2 separate regions of the Homo sapiens genome follow, and region 1 is linked to region 2. A link is an interaction called in ENCODE POLR2A ChIA-PET data of the cell type or tissue named here. Cell type or tissue: OCI-LY7. All regions are shown on one strand. Links, peaks and the distances in the headings refer to the core of each region. The heading gives the core; the rest is flanking DNA.

The links. ChIA-PET counts read pairs that join two places held together with the same protein. Peaks named below come from ENCODE experiments on the same cell type or tissue, not always from the same donor. Only the 100,000 strongest peaks of a DNase experiment are listed, where the experiment ranks them.
Region 1: POLR2A ChIA-PET joins it to region 2 with 6 read pairs; 11 of 35 experiments call an interaction of 5 or more read pairs at or near these places.

Annotation. Positions count from the first base shown.
Region 1 is chr12:31,879,059-31,889,203 of GRCh38, forward strand. LINC02422 (long intergenic non-protein coding RNA 2422) reads right to left here and starts at 8,145. Exons shown (of 2, transcript NR_135029.1): 1 at 8,109-8,145. In OCI-LY7, for the core only: no CTCF peak of the experiment used is centred there; no DNase peak of the experiment used is centred there; H3K4me3 peaks cover 385 bases; H3K27ac peaks cover 778 bases.
Region 2 is chr12:31,709,759-31,719,903 of GRCh38, forward strand. The region is part of intron 1 of AMN1 (antagonist of mitotic exit network 1 homolog); the gene reads right to left. It also overlaps the pseudogene STMN1P1. Among named protein-coding and RNA genes, the nearest start is that of AMN1, 14 kb to the right of the region's middle. RefSeq lists enhancers at 5,709-5,848, 8,810-9,317, 9,318-9,824. In OCI-LY7, for the core only: no CTCF peak of the experiment used is centred there; a DNase peak (open chromatin) is centred at 5,683; H3K4me3 peaks cover 1,749 bases; H3K27ac peaks cover 2,085 bases.

The DNA.
Region 1 (10,145 bases), core at 2,356-6,355, 170 kb after region 2:
AGGGAGACAGAAGTTATAGGCAAAGACAAATCAATACATCTAAGGTATACATTGGTTTGGCCAGGAAAGGCGGGACAGCTTAAGGAAGGAGCAATACAGGTCATAGGTGGATTCAAAGATTTTCTGATTTGGAATTGGTCAAAAGAGTTAAGCTGAAGACTTAAAGTCAGGCCGGGCGTGGTGGCTCACGCCTATAATCCCAGCACTTTGGGAGGCCGAGGCGGGCGGATCACAAGGTCAGGAGATCGAGACCATCCTGGCTAACATGGTGAAACCCGTCTCTACTAAAAATACAAAAAAAAAAAAATTAGCCAGGCGTGGTGGTGGACACCTGTAGTCCCAGCTACTCGGGAGGCTGAGGCAGGAGAATGGCGTGAACCCAGGAGGCAGAGCTTGCAGTGAACCAAGATTGCACCACTGCACTCCAGCCTGGGTGACAGAGCGACACTCCATCTCAAAAAAAAAAAAAAAAAAAAAAAGACAAAGTCAGTAGAAAGAAATGCTTGGGTTGAGATAAGGGGGGGTGGGCTGTGATTCTTGTTATATAGATGAAGCCTCAGATAGCAGGCTTCAGAGAGAATAGATGGTAAACGTCTCTTTTGGAATTTCACAGGTGTCAGACTCTTAGTTAATCTCTGCTAGATCTGGGAAAAGCCTAGCTGCATTAATAAAGATCCTCTACAGATGCAAAATTTCTTTCTCAAAAGATGGCTTCTCAGGACCATTTCAAAATATGCCAAAGAAATATATTTTGAGGTAAAATATTTTAATTTTCTTCAAGGTCTGTTATCTGTCATGTGATATTATACCAGTTGGAATTTGGTATCTTCTTACCAAAGAGTCTGTTTTTGTCAGTCTTATGATCTCTATTTTAATATTAATGCTGGTCTGTTATACCTAAACTTTAAAAGGGAGAGAGTATAATGAGGTACGTCCAACCCTTCCTTCCCATCATGGCCTGGAATTTAGTTTTTCAGCTTGCTCTGGGGTCCCCTCGGCCTAGACAGCTGTCTGTTCAGTTGGTTGGGGGCTTAGGATATAATTTTTGGTTTACACTCTTCAGGTTGATGATCAGGCAAAGCATAAACAGTTCAAATCAAATGCAGCTGGTTTTACAATTTGGCCCAGTTACAGTCAGATTTCATCTGAGGGTCCAACTCTTCATGCCTTCTCAACTCAACTGTTAGATACCTCCAACAAAACCATCAACCATCTCCATTGTGGATTTTCTTGTCAGAACCCCAGCCCATCGTCTCACTGAAGCCATCCTAGTGAGTGACCATGGCTGTCACCACATGAACTAAAAGAACCATCAAGCCAAGCCCTGTCTAGTGTCCAGACCTACAGAAACAGGAGCAGTTTGGAGTGGTTTATTATCTAGCAATAGATAACTGAAGTAGCTACAAAGATAACTTTAGCATGATTTCCAGGCAAAGTGCTCTCTCCTCAGAATTTGTAAGATTCCTCCAAAGAGCAGCTGTAGAGCTGTTAAGTATCCAATCCAAACAGATGGGAGAAAAGATAAAGCTCTTGACAAGCTGCTGTGGAAAATACCAATTCATGTTATCTCTGCCTTCCTGGGAACTTGCAAATGAACCAGCCCTCAAATGCAGCTCTGGATATGACAAACCATCCCAGATGGACCCCTAAAGTTCCCCAATAGCTTTGTATCTTTCAAAACCACATAAATCTTAGAATCTACAGTTTAGGTTTTTGTTTGTTTGTTTGTTTTAGACAGAGTTTTGCTCTTGTTGCCCAGGCTGGAGTGCAATGACGTGATCTCGGCTCACTGCAAGCTCTGCCTCCTGGGTTCAAGTGATTCTCCTGCCTCAACGTTCCAAGTAGCTGGGATTACAGGCACGTGCCACCAGGCCCAGCTAATTTTTTGTATTTTTAGTAGAGACAGGGTTTCACCATGTTGGCCAGGCTGGTCTCAAACTCCTGACCTCAGGTGATCCATCTGCCTTGGCCTCCCAAAATGCTGGGATTACAGGTGTGAGCCACTGCTCTTGGCCCAGTTTAGGGTTTATAGTGTGCCAAACTACGAGATCCCTTCCAGTTCTGCTTATCTTAATGTAAAAGGACATTAAATATAAATAATATAAATTATATAATTAATGACAATTAAAATTATTTTTAAGTTAATTGTTTTTGTTTTTGTTTGAGACTGAGTCTCACTCTATCGCCCAGGCTGGAGTGCAGTGGCACGATCTCGGCTCACTGTAACCTCTGCCTCCTGGGTTCAAGCAATTCTCCTGCCTCAGCCTCCCGAGTAGCTGGGATTACAAGCGAGTGCCACCATGCCTGGCTAATTTTTATATTTTTAGTAGAGGCCGGGTTTCACCGTGTTGGCCAGGCTGGTCTTGAACCTCTGACCTTAGGTGATCCACCCACCTCGGCCTCCCAAAGTTCTGGGATTACAGGCATGCACCACCGTGCCCGGCCTGCTAATTGGTTTTTTAACTAAAGAAATAATTTATGGAGAATCAAACATAAAAAGGTATAAGACAAAAAGAAAAAGTCAAATGGTGTCAAAGAATGGTGTCCCAGACTCCCAAGCAGGAATCCTTGCAGAAATTTTCCATGTTTATACAATAACCACCATAAACATTGAACATTTACTACGTGTCAAGTACTCTCCTAAACACTTTATATGCATTAATTCAGCAGAAAGCAAATTTTTTATGTTAAAGTTACATAGCAAATATTTTAGGCTTTGTAGAGCACTTGGTCTCCGTTGCAACTAATCAACACTTTGTTGTAGTAAGAAAGCAGCTATAGGGAGTATGTAAACTAACGGATGCAGCTATGTTCCAATAAAACTTTATTTAAAAAAACAAGCTATAGCGCCAGGCGCAGTGGCTCACGCCAGTAATCCTAGCACTTTGGGAGGCCAAGGCAGGCAGATCACGAGGTCAGGAGATCGAGACCATCCTGGCCAACATGGTGAAATCCCATCTCTACTAAAAATACAAAAATTAACTGGGCATGGTGGTGCGTGCCTGAAGTCCCAGCTACTTGGGAGGCTGAGACAGGAAAATCACTTGAACCCAGGAGGCGGAGGTTACAGTGAGCTGACATTGGGCCACTGCACTCCAGCCTGGTGACAGAGCGAGACCCCATCTCAAAAAAAAGCAAACAAGCAACAGCCAGATTTGGCCTATGGCTATTAGTTTGCTAACTCCTGAATTATACTCATGTAATAGTCAAAAAAACCTTATGAGGATTATTATCATAACACCATTTTACAGATAAGGAACCAGGGATAGATACAAAAACAGAGAACTCAAGTAAATTGCCCAACAAGTTATCAAGTAGTGAAACTGAGATGTAATCCCAGGCTGTCTAGCTCCAGAGTGTTTTTTAGACACTATTTTTTAAAGCACACATGTATGCATGTATGTCTTTAAAATTTTTATTTTATTTATTTATTTTTTGAGATAGGGTCTCACTCTGTTGCCCCAGCTGGAGTACAGTGGCATGAACACAGCACACTGCAACCTCGACCTCCCAGACTCAAGCGATCCTCCTCTCTCAGCCTCCTAAGCAGCTAAGACCACAAACATGCACCACCATGCCTTGCTAATTTTTTAAATTTTGTAGAGCCAGGTCTTGACCTGTTGCCCAGGCTGGTCTTGAACTCCTGGTGAGAGCTGAAGCCAGCTGGACTTCCTGGGTTGAGTGGGGCCTTGGAGAACTTTTCTGTCTAGCTAGGGGATTGTAAACGCACCAATCAGCGCTCTGTGTCTAGCTAAAGGATTGTAAATGCACCAATCAGCACTCTGTAAAAACATACCAATCAGTACTCTGTGTCTAGCTAACGGATTGTAAATGCACCAATCAGCACTCTGTAAAAATGTACCAATCAGCGCTCTGTGTCTAGCTAAAGGATTGTAAACGCACCAATCAGCACTCGGTAAAATGGACCAATCAGTGCTCTGTAAAATGGACCAATCAGCAGGATGTGGGTGGGGCCAAATAAGGGAATAAAAGCTGGCCACCCCCCCAGCCAGCAGTGGCAACCCACTCAGGTCACCTTCCATGCTGTGGAAGCTTTTTTCTTTTGCTCTTTACAATAAATCTTGCTGCTGCTGACTCTTTGGGTCTGCACCACCTTTAAGAGCTGTAACACCATGAAGGTTGGCAGCTTCATTCTTGAAGTCAGCAAGACCATGAACTCACTGGAAGGTAGAAACTCTGGACATATCTGAAGGAACAAACTCCTGACACACCATCTTTAAGAGCTGTAACACTCACCACGAAGGTCTGCAGCTTCATTCTTGAACTCAGTGAGACCAAGAACCCACCAGAAGGAACCAATTCTGGACATGCTGGCATCAAGTCATCTGCTCACCTTGGCCTCCCAAAGTGCTGGGATTAGAGATGTGAGCCACTGCGCCTGGCTGTGCTGTTTTGTTTTGTTTGTTGTTGTTTTTTAATTTGAGATGGCGTCTCGCTCTGTCACCCAGGCTGTAGTACAGTGGCGCAATCTCAGCTCCCTGCAACCTCTGCCTCCTGGGTTGAAGCGATTCTCCTGCCTCGGCCTCCCGAGTAGCTGGGACTACAGGCTCATGCCACCATGCCCAGCTAATTTTTTGTATTTTTAGTAGAGACAGGGTTTCACCATGTTAGCCCGGATGGTCTCAAATCTCCTCACCTCCTTACCTCAAGATCTGCCCACCTCAGCCTCCCAAAGTGCTGGGATTACAGGCGTGAGCCACCACGCCCGGCCTATGTGTATTTTTTTTTTTTTAACTCATACTGTACATGCTGTTTGGCATCTTGCTTTTCTCACTTAACAATATCTTGCCTATCTTTCCACGTATATAAATCTACCTCGTTCCTTTAATTTGCTGTATAGTATTCCATTGTATGAATCACCAATCAATAAATACCTAGATTGTTTCTGTGCATTTTCCCTTAAAAGCAATGCTTCACTGAGTATCCTTGTGCTGAGGTATTTGCCTGCAGACGCTCACACAGCTAAGAATGAAGGAAAAATTATTATAAATAAAATGGTTGGACCAGGTGAGGTGGCTCACACCTATAATCCCCACACTTTGGGAAGCTGAAACGGGAGGATCACTTGTGGCTAGAAGTTCGAGGCCAGCCTAGGCAGCAAAGTGAGACCTCATCTGTACAAAAAATAAAATTAGGCCGGGCGCAGTGGCTCACGCCTGCAATCCCAGCATTTTGGGAGGCCGAGGTGGGCGGATCATGAGATCAGGAGATCGAGACCGTCCTGGCTAACACAGTGAAACCCCATCTCTACTAAAAACAATACACAAAAATTAGCCGGGCGTGGTGGCGGGCGCCTGTAGTCCCAGCTACTTGGGAGGCTGAGGCAGGAGAATGGTGTGAACCTGGGAGTCGGAGCTTGCAGTAAGCCGAGATCACGCCACTGCACTCCAGTCTGGGTGACAGAGCGAGACTCCGTCTCACAAAAAAAAAACAAAAAAAAAACCCAAAATACAAAATTAGCCGAGTGTGGTGGCACAGGCCTGTAATCCCAACTACTCAGGAGGCTGAGGCAGGAGAATCGTTTGAACCCAGTAGGTGGTGGTTGTGGTGAGCCAAGATGGCGCCATTACACTCCAGCCTGGGCAACAAGAATGAAACAGTGTCCCCCACTCAAAAAAAAAAAAAAAAGATCAGCAACAAGATAAAACCACCAAGGGCTAGAGGGACAAATTGAGGAGCCGGTGTGACCAGAGGCTAGAAGCTGGGTGGGAAGGGCTGTCCTGCCTGGTGGGAGCTGGGTCATATATGAGACAGATGCAGCCGCTGCTGGGAAGACCCCCAGATGCAGAAAGGGGAAAGAAATATGCTGGCTCTCCCATTCAATTATTCACCCTTCAGTCTCCTGCCAGCACTTTCCATTGGCTGATTCTAAATAAAAGCCAGTTAGCAAAGGGGCTTAGGAACTGTAGTTTGCAGGGCTCAGCCTCTGTGGGACAGAGCAGAGCAGAAGGGTAGGGAATGGGTTGGAAAGCAAACAGGAAATGACTGATGTAAAGAATATTGTGTTTTACATTTTGAAATACTATGCAGCCATAAAAAAGAATGAGTTCAATGTCCTTTGCAGGGACATGGATGAAGCTGGAAACCATCATTCTCAGCGAACTAACACAGGAACGGAAAACTAAACACCGCATATTCTCACTCATAAGTGGGAGTTGAACAATGAGAACACAAGAACACAGGGAGGGGAACATCACACCCTGGAGCCTGTCAGGGGGTGGGGGGCAAGGGGAAGGAGAGCATTAGGACAAATACCTAATGCATGCGGGGCTTAAAACCTAGATGACGGGTTGTTGGGTGCAGCAAACCACCATGGCACATGTATACCTATGTAACAAACCTGCACGTTCAGCACATGTATCCCAGAACTTAAAGTATAAAAAAAAAAAATGCCAAATTGCCCACCAATGCAGCTACAAAGATTTATAGTTCCAAGTATGTCTATTTTCCAGCAAATTCCCCAGCACCATGGAGATTTATCCATCTAAGTTAAAATGGTTTTCTGCTATTTTAATTTGCATTTCCTTAATTATGAATGCAGTTGAACATCTTCTCATTTGTTTATATGCCATATTTATTTTGTTTAGTATTTAATGCATGCTATTTAATATTTATTTTTATTTTAACAGTAGGTTTATATCTTTTGCCAATTTTCTTTTTAAAAAAACTTTTTTCCCAAATTCAAACGAGTGTCAGTAGAATGCCAATTTTCCTATTAAGTTGTTGGACTTATTACTTGTAAGAAATATATGTGCCAATCTTAAGTGTTGCAAATATTTTTCCCCAGAATGCTCTTTGCTTTTTAACATTTTAGTCACATGTTTTACTATGCTGTTTTTAATTTTTATGTAGCCAAACATAAATCTTTTTCTTCTTCTATATCCTCTGGATTAAAGATTTTGTCTTTTGCTTAAAAAGGCCTTTTCCTCAAGATTATACAAATATTGGAATGGAGGAATATTTTTAAATTTTCTTCTGTGTTTTCTCTGCTCTAGACAAAGACTAGCCCTTTGGGTCTCTTTATTCTCCCAGGTTAAAAGCTGTTTGGTTTGAGAATATTCTCTTGTACATCCTGCATTCTGTCCTCATTAATCTCCAAAGGAATTTCTTAATTAACGAGAGAAACCCTTTTTCTCTCATCTGAGATATACAATGTAGTTAGCTTGGAAACTCTGACAAGCCTCCTTTTCTATCTCTGAGCATCTCCTCTGCCTTGTCAACTCTTGTACGCTATCAACTAGTCTAAGTTTCTATTCCAGGATGTGGATTGTAATGAAGAAGGCCTTGAATTAAAAGGGACTTGGAGACAATATTGAAATATGACTAGAGGCTCAGTTCTCCAATATATGCAAAAGTTTTCTTCTCTGCAGTAGAGATGGTGCCTACAATGATTTCACAATTCTAGCCGGTACTATGAGGTTCATAAAAACATGGTCCACAAATTCAGGAACCATGTGTGTTTGTGTTTAACTGCTGTATTCCTGGCATTTTGCATGGTACATGGTATGGCAATGATCCTCAAAAAATATTTACTGATTTGAAGATTCTTTAAGTCAGAATGATTTGTATCTTCTCCAGCATATCTGGATCCTAAGGGGTGATGCCAACAAGAGTCCTGGAGAAAAGTGTTTCTGTTATAACGTGGCATGGTTAGGGCCTGAAGTATACATTTGCTTATATTTGCTGTATACCTTTGTGCTTTGCTCTCTTAATGATCCCCCAAAAGCTCCTTTCCCGCCTTCCCCAGGCCACAATGTTGCAGAAAAAAAGTTCAAGAATTGCTAACTTGACTGTGACTTGAAATGATTAAAATGCATGCTTAGAAACCAGTTTCTTAAACCAGTTTCTTAATTCACAAAGACTAGATAAAATCACAGCTGGGAATAGGAAGGAGATAGAAGAACAAGCAGCTTGATTGCAGGGGAAAGTGAAAGGAAATAGAGACTTAAAGGAAGAAGAAAGGAGAAAAAGATCTTCCATCATGAAGGCTGAATGATAGGGGAAATTTTTCACACACCCCTATAAACAAACACAGAATCTGAGGACAATCCACATCCCACCTTTGTAGACATTTAAAGTCACCCTACCTTGATGAGGAGGAACTCAGATGCCTTGAGTTGAAAATGGCCCAACTGTCTGATAGAACTGGTATTTGTGGTTTCTTTTGAATAAAAGAAAGAAACTGAAAGAAAACTGACCCTCCCAGTCTTAAAACTTGAGAAAGTTACATTTGTCTTAATCTGAGTTCCTTCCTCATGAAGCCAACCATCAGGCCTCCCAGATATTATCAAGGAACTGAAACTTACCAGATCACTGCATCTGGACAATGAGGAGCCAGACCCCTCACCCATCATGATTGCCTAAGCAACCACCTGCTTCTTGTTGACCAACTCCTCCCCTTTACCCCTCCCTAATTCTTGTTTTCCCAAAAATGGTTACATTTCTTTTCTGTTATACAAACCCTTAATTTTAATCAGTCAGGGAGATGGATTTGGGACTGATCTAGAACTCATCTCCCATCTCCTCAGCTGCAGCACCCAACTAAAGCCTTCTTCCCTGGCAATACCCATTGTCTCAGTGATCAAGCAGCAGTACCTAGACAGAACCCCTGGCATTTCGGTAACAGGGCGAATAAATGGATGTGCAAGGAAAACCTCTTCATCTTAAATAAAGGGCAGATGAACACTAAGCCTTAGGATGGTGCCAATGAACACATGTTGGGTTGTTTCCACTTTTTGACTATTATGAATAATGCTGTTATGAACATTGTATACAAGTAGAGGAAGGAGTCTAAAGGCCCAGGGAAACAAGAATGATGCATGAATCTGTTATGAACAGCCTGCCCTGCCACTCTGAAAGACAGTCATCCCTGGAAGAGCCTGGAGGACGTCCCCTATACCCAGGCATTACAGATGCAACAGTAAGGAGACTTGAGCATTCTTATAAAACTGTGTTGCAGCTGTTCTTTGCCAGCAGGAGATGGTGGCAAAGGATGTTGCCATGGAATTGAATTTCCTGATCTCAGCTGGAATAAAGGATCCAGGAGTGGTAGAGGCCAGTTGCAATCCTTAGCTTGCAGTGACAAGGTGTCTTAGTCAGTTTGGGTTTAGTCAGTCAGAATACCATAGATGGGTACTTAAACAACGAACATTTATTGCTCAAGTTCTGGAGACTGGAAGTCCTGAGATTAGGGTGCCAGCATGGCTGGTTTGCAGTAAAGGCTTGCCTCCTGGTTCACAGATGGCTGTCTTCTCACATGGCAAAGAGAGTGAGAGCTCTTCTCTTTCTCTTCTCTAAGGACACTAATCCTATAGCAGGAGCTCCACCCTCATGAGCTCATCTATACCTAATTATTTCCCAAAGACCCCACTTCCTAATACCATCCCATTGGCGGTTAGGGTTTCAACTTACGGATTTTGGGGGAACACAAATTGCATAACACAAGGTGAGTACAATTACCAGAGTAACCCACAGGGATGAAGTGTGTACGATCACAGGGTATGAACTTTCGGGATATGTAACATCGTGTAATCAGTCATAAGACTGTAGGAATTAAATACAAGGGCAGCCCAAAGTACTTCTTCACATATCCAGGCAATGATTCTAGGTCTAGTGGGCAGAAACCTAGTTTAAGTCACTGTAGTGGGAATTCACACACTCTTAGCCAGTTTCTCAAACTAAGCTAGTTCAGACTTGGAGCCCGAAAGCACACTGCAATGTGACCACAGGTGTGTTTTGTGGATCTTCAGTAAAACATTCCCCAGAAATAAGTAGGGCCATTTCCCAGTGTGACTATAAACTGGAGACAGGTAAATATTTTTTTTGGTGGAGGGGGGGGCTAATTGATTTTGGCTCTGAACTGATGCTAATCCATGGAGACACAAAATAAAGTAAGATGAAATGAAACAAACGCAACAACAACAAATCCAGCATAGTCCACCACTCAGAGTAGAAGTTTACAGAACCCAGGTGATAGATGGAACCTTGACCAGAGTCAGTTTCCCAGTGTGTCCAATGGCGTGATGGAGCCATTCAGTGGTTACTTCTCTAGTCTCAGAATGAACGGTGGGAAAAGGTATATTTAGCAACTGTTCTTTGATTGATGAAGCGAGGGAGGGCTATTA
Region 2 (10,145 bases), core at 3,933-7,932:
GTCGAGACTGCAGTGAGCTGTGATTGTGCCACTACGCTCCAGCCTGGGCAACAGAGCAAGATCCTGTCTCAAAAAAAAGTATATACATTTTATATTAATACTATATTTACAACTTTAGCTCTGTAAGCTTCAAAAACCTAGTCTGTGTTAAATTACGGACAAGATGCTCTTCCTCTACAATTTTTTTCTATGCATACCTCATTTATCAAAATGCATTTTAAATGACCAACAAGAATGTTTTTCCTAAGTGTCTAATTTCTAAGACACATACTCCTAAATAAGCTTTATATTGGGACCCACTAATTGAAAAGTTTTATCTGTTAATCCAGCAAACTTGTTTTTACTATTTTTCTTGAAAACTATGTGGATAATGAAATCACTAGAGAAAGAACCATAACCACAAAGATTCAGCAAATATTACAAATCACAGAGATATCAAACTCAGTGCCAGGGTTGTATAGGCAGAAAGTAGAGTTATCAGGCAACAACCAAGAATCTTATGACCAACATATCTTATCTGTGTCCTGAAATTCCAACCATCTGAAAAACTCATACTTTAAAGAAACAAATACAAATCTTATTAATTTCTGTCTACAAATATCCCCATATATACAAAATTTTACATTCATGAGTGAATGTGATCATATACCTGTGATTAATTTTTTAGTGCAATGTTAATTTTTTCTTTTTCCTCTTTTGGTTTCCTACACAGTTTCCTCTCTTGTCCTTCCCCCTCCATTAGCTCTCTACACCAATGTAGCATATATTCTTTCTTATTTTTCTCTGTTCTTGTACACACACACACACACACACACACACACACACACATTTAAAGGCTTGTGTGGGGGAGGGGTCATTGTTTCCTAAAACGGCACCACAGTACACTTACTTTTATACACTGTCTTTCATTCAGTATCTTATGAAATCCCTTCAAGGCATCCGACACAGTACTGATTCTCCCTTAATGGTCACATCATATTTCACAGTACGGATGATCTATTTAGTGACTTGTATGCTGACAAGCATTACCACTATTTCTAGGATATGTTGTCAGATTATTTTTCAGAAAGTCTGGAAAACACTTCATATTTCTATTAGTAGTGTCAGAAAGCTCCTTTCCCTCTACATCCTTCCAGCAATAGATATCATGGCTAGTTTATTTATTTTTTGAGACAGAGTCTCACTCTGTCACCCAGGCTGGAGTGCAGTGGCATGATCTCAGCTCACTGCAACCTCTGCCTCCCAGGTTCAAGCAATTCTTCTGCCTCAGCCTCCCAAGTAGCTGAGACTATAGGCGTGTGCCACCATGCCTGGCTAATTTTTGTATTTTTAATAGAGATGGGGTTTCACCATATTGGCCAGGATGGTCCAAACTCCTCACTTGGGATTACAGGCATGAGCCACCGCACCCAGCCCTATTTATTTATTTTATATTTAATTTTAATTTTATTTATTCTTTCCATTTCTTTGTTATCTCCATTTCCCACTCCCATTCCCCACCCCTCTAGGAAACCATTCTCATGTTTAATGTGTATCCTTTCATTGTATATTTCCTTTTAACATGTTTATTGTATGCATGCATTTCTAATTTATAAACATGGGACTTGTCATAGATTTGTTTAGTTTTTCACTCAGCACTGTTTTCAAGATCACCTACTCTTAAATGTTGGAAGGCCTAACAGGTGAAAATGATGTCTCACTATTACTTTAACTTGTATTTCTCTAATTACCAATAAACAACATCCTTGCATGAGCTTGCTGGCTATCTGGATATGCTTTTCCATAAACAATCTATACATATCCTTTGCCTGTTTTGTTATTTTTAAAAACTGATACATAATAGATGTACATATTTTCAGGGTACATGTGATAATTTGATACATTCATATAATGTGTAAAGATCAAATCAGGGTAACTGGGTTATCCATCACCTTAAATATTTATCTTTTGTTTATGCTAGGAACATTCAAATTATTCTCTTCTAACCATTTTGAAGTGTATAATAGATTATTATTAACTATAGTCACCCTACCCATCTATTGAACACTATTTTTTATTTGTGTATTTATACCCATTAATCAACCTCTCTCTATGCCGCCATCCCCTGCCCTTCCCAGCCTCTGTTAGCCACCCATCTACTCTCTATCTTCATGATATCCACTTTTTTTTAGTTCCCACATATGAATGAGAACATGTGACATTTGTCTTTCTGTGTCTGGCTTACTTAACAAAATGACCTCCAGTTCCATCCATGTTGCTGCATATGACAGAATTCATTCATTCCCCCCTCCCTCCCTTCCTCCCTCCCTCCCTCCTTCCCTACCTCCCTCTCTCCCGAGATGGGGTCTTGCTCTGTTGCCTAGGTTGGGGTGCAATGGTGCAATCACAGCTCACTGCAGCCTTAACCTCCTAGGCTCAAGAGATCCTCCTGCCTCAGCTTCTAGAGGCATGCTTACCACACTTGACTAAGATTTCATTATTATTTTATTTTATTATTATTTTTTTTCAAGATGGAGTCTTGCTCTGTCGCCCAGGCTAGAGTGCAGTGGTGCAATGTCGGCTCACTGCAACCTCTGCCACCCAGGTTCAAGCAATTCTCCTTCCTTGGCCTCCCAAATAGCTGGGATTACAGGCACATGCCACCACGCCCGGCTAATTTTTGTATTCTTAGTAGAGACAGGGTTTCACCATGTTGGCCAGACTGGTCTTGAACTCTTGACCTCGTGATCTGCCTGCCTTGGCCTCCCAAAGTGTTGGGAATACAGGCATGAGCCACCGTACCCAGCAGATTTCATTATTTTTTAATGGCTGAATAATATTCCATCATATATATGTATTATACCACATTTTCTTTATTCATTCATCCATTGATGGGCACTTAGGTTGATTCCATATTTTGGTTATTTTTATTTTTTTGAGACAGAGTCTTGCTCTGTTGCCAGGCTGGAGTGCAGTGGCACAATCTCAGCTCACTGCAACCTCTGCCTTCCGGGTTCAAGCAATTCCCCTGCCTCAGCCTCCCAAGTAGCTGGGACTACAGGTGCATGCCACCACACTCAGCTAATTTTTTCTTTTTTAGTAGAGACGGGGTTTCACCATGTTAGCCAGGATGGTCTCAAACTCCTGACCTCGTGATCCACACGCCTCGGCCTCCCAAAGTGTTGGGATTACAGGTGTGAGCCACCATGCTCGGCCCATATTTTGGTTATTACAAATAGTGCTGCAATAAACATGGGAGTGCAGATATCTCTTTTATATATTTATTTATTTTCTTTTGGATATTTACCCAGTGGTGAAATTGCTGAATCATAGGGTAGTTCCATTTTTAGTTTTTTGAGGACCATTTTGTTATTTGTTGACAAATTTGTAAGAGCTCTTTGTTGTGGCCAAATACATGCTCTATATATTCAGAGAATGTATATTATCTACGTGAGAGATGTAATGTTCTCTCTGTGTGTTATATATATATGTATGTATAAGTATCTCTCTCCATGTATGTATATGTGTTTGCACATAAATATGTTTAATGTATATATGTTTATTTACAGTATTATCTAATTCTACTATATTCTTATTTTTCTACTAAATGTGGAATTTCTAGTTTATGATATTTGTAATTTAAAATCAAGTCTTCTTTTCATTTCTGCAAGTTTTTGCTTGTTGTTTTATAATAAAAAATTTCAAAAATACAGAAATATAAAACAGGGTGATATACATCTATGTACCTCAAACCTAGAATTTTGTTACTCTTTTATCATATTTGTGTCAGACATCTCAAGACATAAAACATTTCTGATTAAGGCTGAGCATGGTGGCTTATGTCTATAATCCCAGCACTTTGGGAGACTGAGACAGGAGGCTCACTTGAGCCCAGGAGTTCAAGACCAGCCTGGGAAACATGGCAAAACCCTGTCTCTACAAATAATACAAAAATTAGCTGGGTGTAGTGGCATTCACTTGTAGTCCCAGCTACCTGGGGTGCGGGGGTGCTGAGGTGGGAGGATTGTTTGAGTCCAGGAGGTGAGGCTGCAGTAAGCTGTGATTGTACCACTGCACTCCAGCCTGGGTGAGAGAGCTAGACCTTGTCTCAAAAAAAGAAAAAAAAAATTTTCTGATAAAATTAAAGCCACTTTTATATACTCGACTGGTTTACTCTATGTATCTCTGTTTGTAGAGACAATTACTACCATAAAGTTTTAAAAATAGTTCCTGTCCATTATTTAATTATACTTTTAATACTAATACATATATCTATAAATAAATTATTGATTTTTAAAATATAAATAAAGTTCCCTTAAATCATTTCACAGGAGTTGCTACAGCAGCATGGAAAGCTTTTTTAATATTATTATATTCTCAAAGCTGTACTATGAGTCGGGGGTAAAGAAAAAAGCCCAAAAAATTTTCCAATTCTCAAATTATAGCTTTTACGGCAGGAAAGCATTAGAATACACCTCCACCTGTAACATAAAGCAAGCAAACCACCAGATATCTCCAACTAGGATCTTAAGATTCCCTCTAAATTGTTCTCTAGAAACACCATTTGTGCCTTTAATCTGCCTTTAAAATTTTTATTTATTTATCTTGAGACAAGGTCTCACTCTGTTGCCCAGGCTGGAGTACAGTGGCACAATCACAGCTCACTGCAGCCTCAACCTCCAAGGCTCAAGTGATCCTCTTACCTCAGCCTCCCAAGTAGTTGGGACTACAGACATGCACCACCACAATCAGCTAATTTTCTGTATTTCTTGTAGAGATGGGGTCTCTATATGTTGCCCAGGCCGGTCTTGAACTCCTGGGCTGAAGTGAGCCTCCCACCTTGGCCTCCCAAACTGCTGGGATTACAGGCATGAGCCTTGTGCTCGGCCTTAATCTGCTTTTTAAACAGGAACACAGAACAAAAAAGATTGTTTGCAAATAAACATTTGAAAGAATATAGCAACAGCTGATCAGGGTCCAGGCATTGAAACAAAGCAATGATTGTAGAAGACAATACAAACAACTCTGGAGCAAGAAACTCAAAAGCAGAGACTTTGCAGTAATGTGTATGCTGGTTATTTCCATTGACCTAAAAGCTCTACCTGAAACAAATATAAACTAGGAGGATCTTTTTAACTTATTACCTGAACAGAAAGAAGTCACTGCCACCAACAACATTGTGCAATTTTATTAACCATTCAAGTCCAGTAGCATCTGGTAAAATTAGGACAGAATTGGGATTAAAAAATGAACAAATATTCCGTATCAAACAGTTCAAAAGAAGCCACTACATACTCTTTTCACAAATATGTTTCACAAAGCCAGTACAGTACTAGCCATTAACCCAAGTGTACTGAAGTAGCAAAGATGCAACAAGAAAAATAGCTATGTTAGAAAGACCAACATTTTAGAAAAAGAGTAAAACTCTTTCAGTTTCTTCCCTTTAGCTCCTAAAACAACATTGTACAGGCTGGATTTACCTATCTAGTCCTACATCAGCTTCTAGAATATTTGTCAGGAGCAAAAAATAAAATGACACTGGCCAGTATAGTCTGAATATCTAGGAAGAAGAGCGGGGAGAAAGTCAGTTCTTAGAACAAATTAGTCAGCTTCAGCCTCATCACCAGGATCTCTGGATTCTTTGCTCTTCCGCATTTCTTCAACGTGCTTATCTTTCTCTGCAAACACTCCAGTGTGGTAGTCATTTGCGCCTTCCTGTTCTCTTTGTTAGCTTCCATTTTGTGGGTCAGTTTCTCTTCTGCTATTTCACTGAAGCTGTTCTTTTATTGATTTCTGAAGCACTTCTTTCTCCTGCTCTCATTTTTCAGCAAGCTGCTTCAAGGCCTCAGCTTCGCAGGGCTTGTGTCTTTCTTCTGAAGCTTCTGATTTATTCTGAATTTCCTCCAGGGAAAGATCTTTCTTCTTTGGAGGGGAAATAAGGAACTCTGGGATGGATTCTTTTGATGGTATCTGAGAATCAGTTCAAAAGCCTAGCCTGAGGCACACTTCTCCAGTGCTTTCACCTGGATATCAGAAGTAGCCATGATGAATGAAAGACAAGAGACTGGCAGTGTATTCTACAAAATCCACTGGGATAAGGAAAACTCTGCTAGATCTGAGCCACCTGACCACACTCTGAGCTGTTTTCTGTATTTATAAAATTTAAGAGTAGTTTATTAAGTTTCCTAACGTGACTAAATTTGACTAAACTACATGACAGGTTTCCTTTTTGTAAGACTGGTGTCAGTTGCAAATTCATGATATTTTCTTGTGGAATATTCCTTTTATCATTAAGTAATGTCTCTCTTTATCCGTATTCATGTTTTTCACTTTAGAGACTATTCTGTTTGATTTCAGTATTGCTCCATCATTTTTCCATGGTTTCTTTTGCTCAACATTATGTTTGTGAAATTTATCTGTATCGTTACATGTAGCTATAGATTATTCATTTCCATTTTCACGTTGTTCATGTCCATTTTCACTAACGTATAATATTCTGTTGTTTGACCAATTTATTCTACAGTGAATATACAGTTGGGTCATTTGTAACTCTTTATTATTATGAATATCAATATGAATATTCTTAGACATGTCTTTTGGTACACACGTATCTGTGTTTCAACTGAGTGTATATATCTAGTAGTGGAACTGCTGGCTCATAGGGTAGGCATATGTTTAGCTTAATGCCAGTTTTTCAAAGTGGTTGTACCCAATCACAATCCTACCATTGGTGAATGAGCATTCTTGTGGTCCATATCCTTGCCAACACTTGGCATTGTTAATCTTTTAAATTTTAGTCATTTTAGTGGGTATATAATAGCAATGCAATGTGGCATTAAATTGCAATCTCTGATTAATATGGGTACACATTCATCTTTTTATTGTCTGGTTGGATATCCTCTTTTGTGGAGTATCTACTCAAGTATTTTGCCCTCTTTCATTTTGGGTTAATTATGTTTCTTACTGATATATAGGAATTCCTGTTATATGCTGGATATGAACCTTCTGTTTGTTATATACGTTGCAAATATATTCCCCCATTCCGTGGATTGCCTTTCCACTTTCTTAATCATGTCTTTTGCTGAAGAGAAGTACATTCTAATACAGTCCAATTTATCAGTGTTTTCCATTACAGCAGGTGATTTTTTGTCCTGTTCATAAACTTTCCCTGTCCTAAGTTCATGAAGATATTCTCCTATGTTTTCTTCTACAAGAATTCACTAAGTTTATTGTTTCACCTTTCCTTTTTGACTTACAAACCACCAGGAACTGATTTTTTTTTTTACATTTTTATTTAAGTTCCGGGATATACACCTAGGTATTAAGCCCCACATGCATTGTCTATTTGTCCTGATGCTATCCTTTCCCTTGCTCCCCCCAACCACAGGCCCCGGTGTGTGTTGTTCCCCTCCCTGTGTCCATGTGTTCTCATCATTCAGCTCCACTTATGACATGCGGTGTTTGGTTTTCTGTTCCTGTGTTAGTTTGCTGAGGATGATGTCTTCCAGCTTTATCCATGTCCCTGCAAAGGACGTGATTTCATTTCTTTTTATGGCTGCATAGTATTCCATGGTTTATATGTACCACACTTTCTTTATCCAGTCTATCACTGATGAGCATTTGAGTTGGTTCCATGTCTTTGCTATTGTGAATAGTGCTGCAATAAACATATGTGTGCAATAAGCAAACATTCATTGTAATAGAATCATTTATATTCCTTTGGGTATATACCCAGTAATGGGATTGCTGGGTCAAATGGTATTCCTGGATAAACACATTCGTTATGAAGAAAGATTAAATAAATTCTTCTCTAGTGTCAAGCTACTTTAAACTTGTTTTAATTCAAGACTCTTCTGTGGTGCCTTCTAATCTGTCTACAGACAGTCTAATTTAATTCAGTCTTATTTAATTCACAAGAGGCAGTATCAGAAACTGGGATTTCTTGGTAACTAAGATTTATAGTTAACTTTTTTTTTTTAATTTTACTTTAAGTTCTGAGATACATGTGCAGAACATTCAGGTTTGTTACATAGGTATACATGTGCCATGGTGGTTTGCTGCCCCTATCAACCTGTCATCTAGGTTTTAAGCCCTGCATGCACTAGGTATTTGTCCTAATGCTCTCCCTCCCCTTGTCCCCAACCCCCCGACAGGCCCCAGTGTGTGATGTTCCCCTCCCTGTGTCCATGTGTTCTCATTGTTCAACCTGAATTTGAATGTTGGCCTGTCTTGCTAGGTTGGGGAAGTTCTCCTGCATAATATCCTGAAGTGTGTTTTCCAACGTGGTTCCATTCTCTCAATCACTTTCAGGTACACCAATCAATCGTAGGTTTGGTCTTTTCACATAGTCCCATATTTCTTGGAGGCTTTGTTCGTTTTCATTCCTTTTTCTCTAATCTTGTCTTTGCCTCTTATTTCAGTAAGTTGATCTTCAATCTCTGCTATTCTTTCTTCTGCTTGATCAATTTGGCTATTGATATTGTATATGCTTCATGAAGTTCTCATGCTGTGTTTTTCAGCTCCATCAGGTCATTTATGTTCTTCTCTAAACTGGTTATTCTAGTTAGCAGTTCCTGTAACCTTTTATCAAGGTTCTTAGCTTCCTTGTGTTGGGTTAGAACATGCTTCTTTAGCTTGGAGAGTTTGTTATTACCAACCTTCTGAAGCCTACTTCTGTCAACTCGTCAAACTCATTCTCTGTCCAGTTTTGTTCCCTTGCTGGCAAGGAGTTGTGTTCCTCTGGAGAATAGGCATTCTGGTTTTTGGAATTTTCAGGCTTTCTGCTCTAGTTTCTCCCCATCTTTGTGGTTTTATCTACCTTTGGTCTTTGATGTTGGTGACCTATGGATGGGGTTTTGGTGTGGATGTCCTTTTTGTTAATGTTGATGCTATTCCTTTCTGTTTGTTAGTTTTCCTTCTAACAGACAGGCCCCTCAGCTGCAGGTCTGTTGGAGTTTACTGGAGGTCCACTCCAGACCCTGTTTGCCTGGGTCTATAGACCTGTCTGCTGCCTTTTGTTCAGATATGCCCTGCCCCAGAGGTGGAATCTAGAGAGGCAGTAGGCCTTGCTGAGCTGTAGTGGGCTCCGCCCAGTGTGAGCTTCCTTGCCACTTTGTTTACACTGTGAGCATAGAACCGCCTACTCAAGCCTCAGCAATGGCAGACGCCCCTCCCCCCGCCAAGCTCCCACATCCCAGGTCGATCTCAGACTGCTGCGCTAGCAGCGAGCAAGGCTCCGTGGGTATGGGACCTGCCAAGCCAGGCACAGGAGGCAGTCTCCTGGTCTGCTGATTGGGAAGACCGTGGGAAAAGCGCAGTATTTGGGCAGGAGTGTACAGTCACTCAGAGCTTCCCTTGACTAGGAAAGGGAAATCCCCCGACCCCTTGCACCCAGGTGAGGCGACGCCCTGCCCTGCTTCAGCTCGCCCTCCGTGGGCTGCAGTCACTGTTCAACCAGTCCCAGTGAGATGAACCAGGTACCTCAGTTGGAAATGCAGAAATCGCCCATCTTCTGCGTCAATCTTGCTGGGAGCTGCAGACTGGAGCTGTTCCCATTTAGCCATCTTGGAAGTGACCTCCCAATTTCTTTTTAATGATATAAAATCTTTCCTAAGCATCACTAGGATCAGAAAAGCAAATTTTTCAGAAATTTCAAAAATGTAGAGAAAAGGTTAGACATTTTGTTAGGGAAGTAAAAATATATACAATTATACACATATAAAATTATATTTGTTCTGGAATATACAATATGTTATTTGTATTGCTCACTGTAGATCTAGTGATTGTAAGAACTTATGTAGCATTTTATCAAGCCTCCCTATCTCTTTAGAGACTTCAAAGACTTCAGAAAGGTATGGAGAACATCAAATGTTGGTCAAGATGGTAGTCAACAGGAACTCTCAAACATTGAGAGTAGGCATGTAATTTGGTACAAGCATCTGAGAAAACTGTTTGGCCTTATCTAGTAAAGCTAAAGATGTATAGATCCTAAGATCTAGCAATTCCAGTTGGAGGTATCAACCCTGGAAAACCTTGCACTTTTGAGTCAGAAGATGTAGACAACAAAACTCACAGCAGCATTGTTTGTAACAGAGAGAACTAAAAACAACTCAAATTACCATCCACAGTAAATAGAATGAATTACAATATAGTTATACAATGGAACC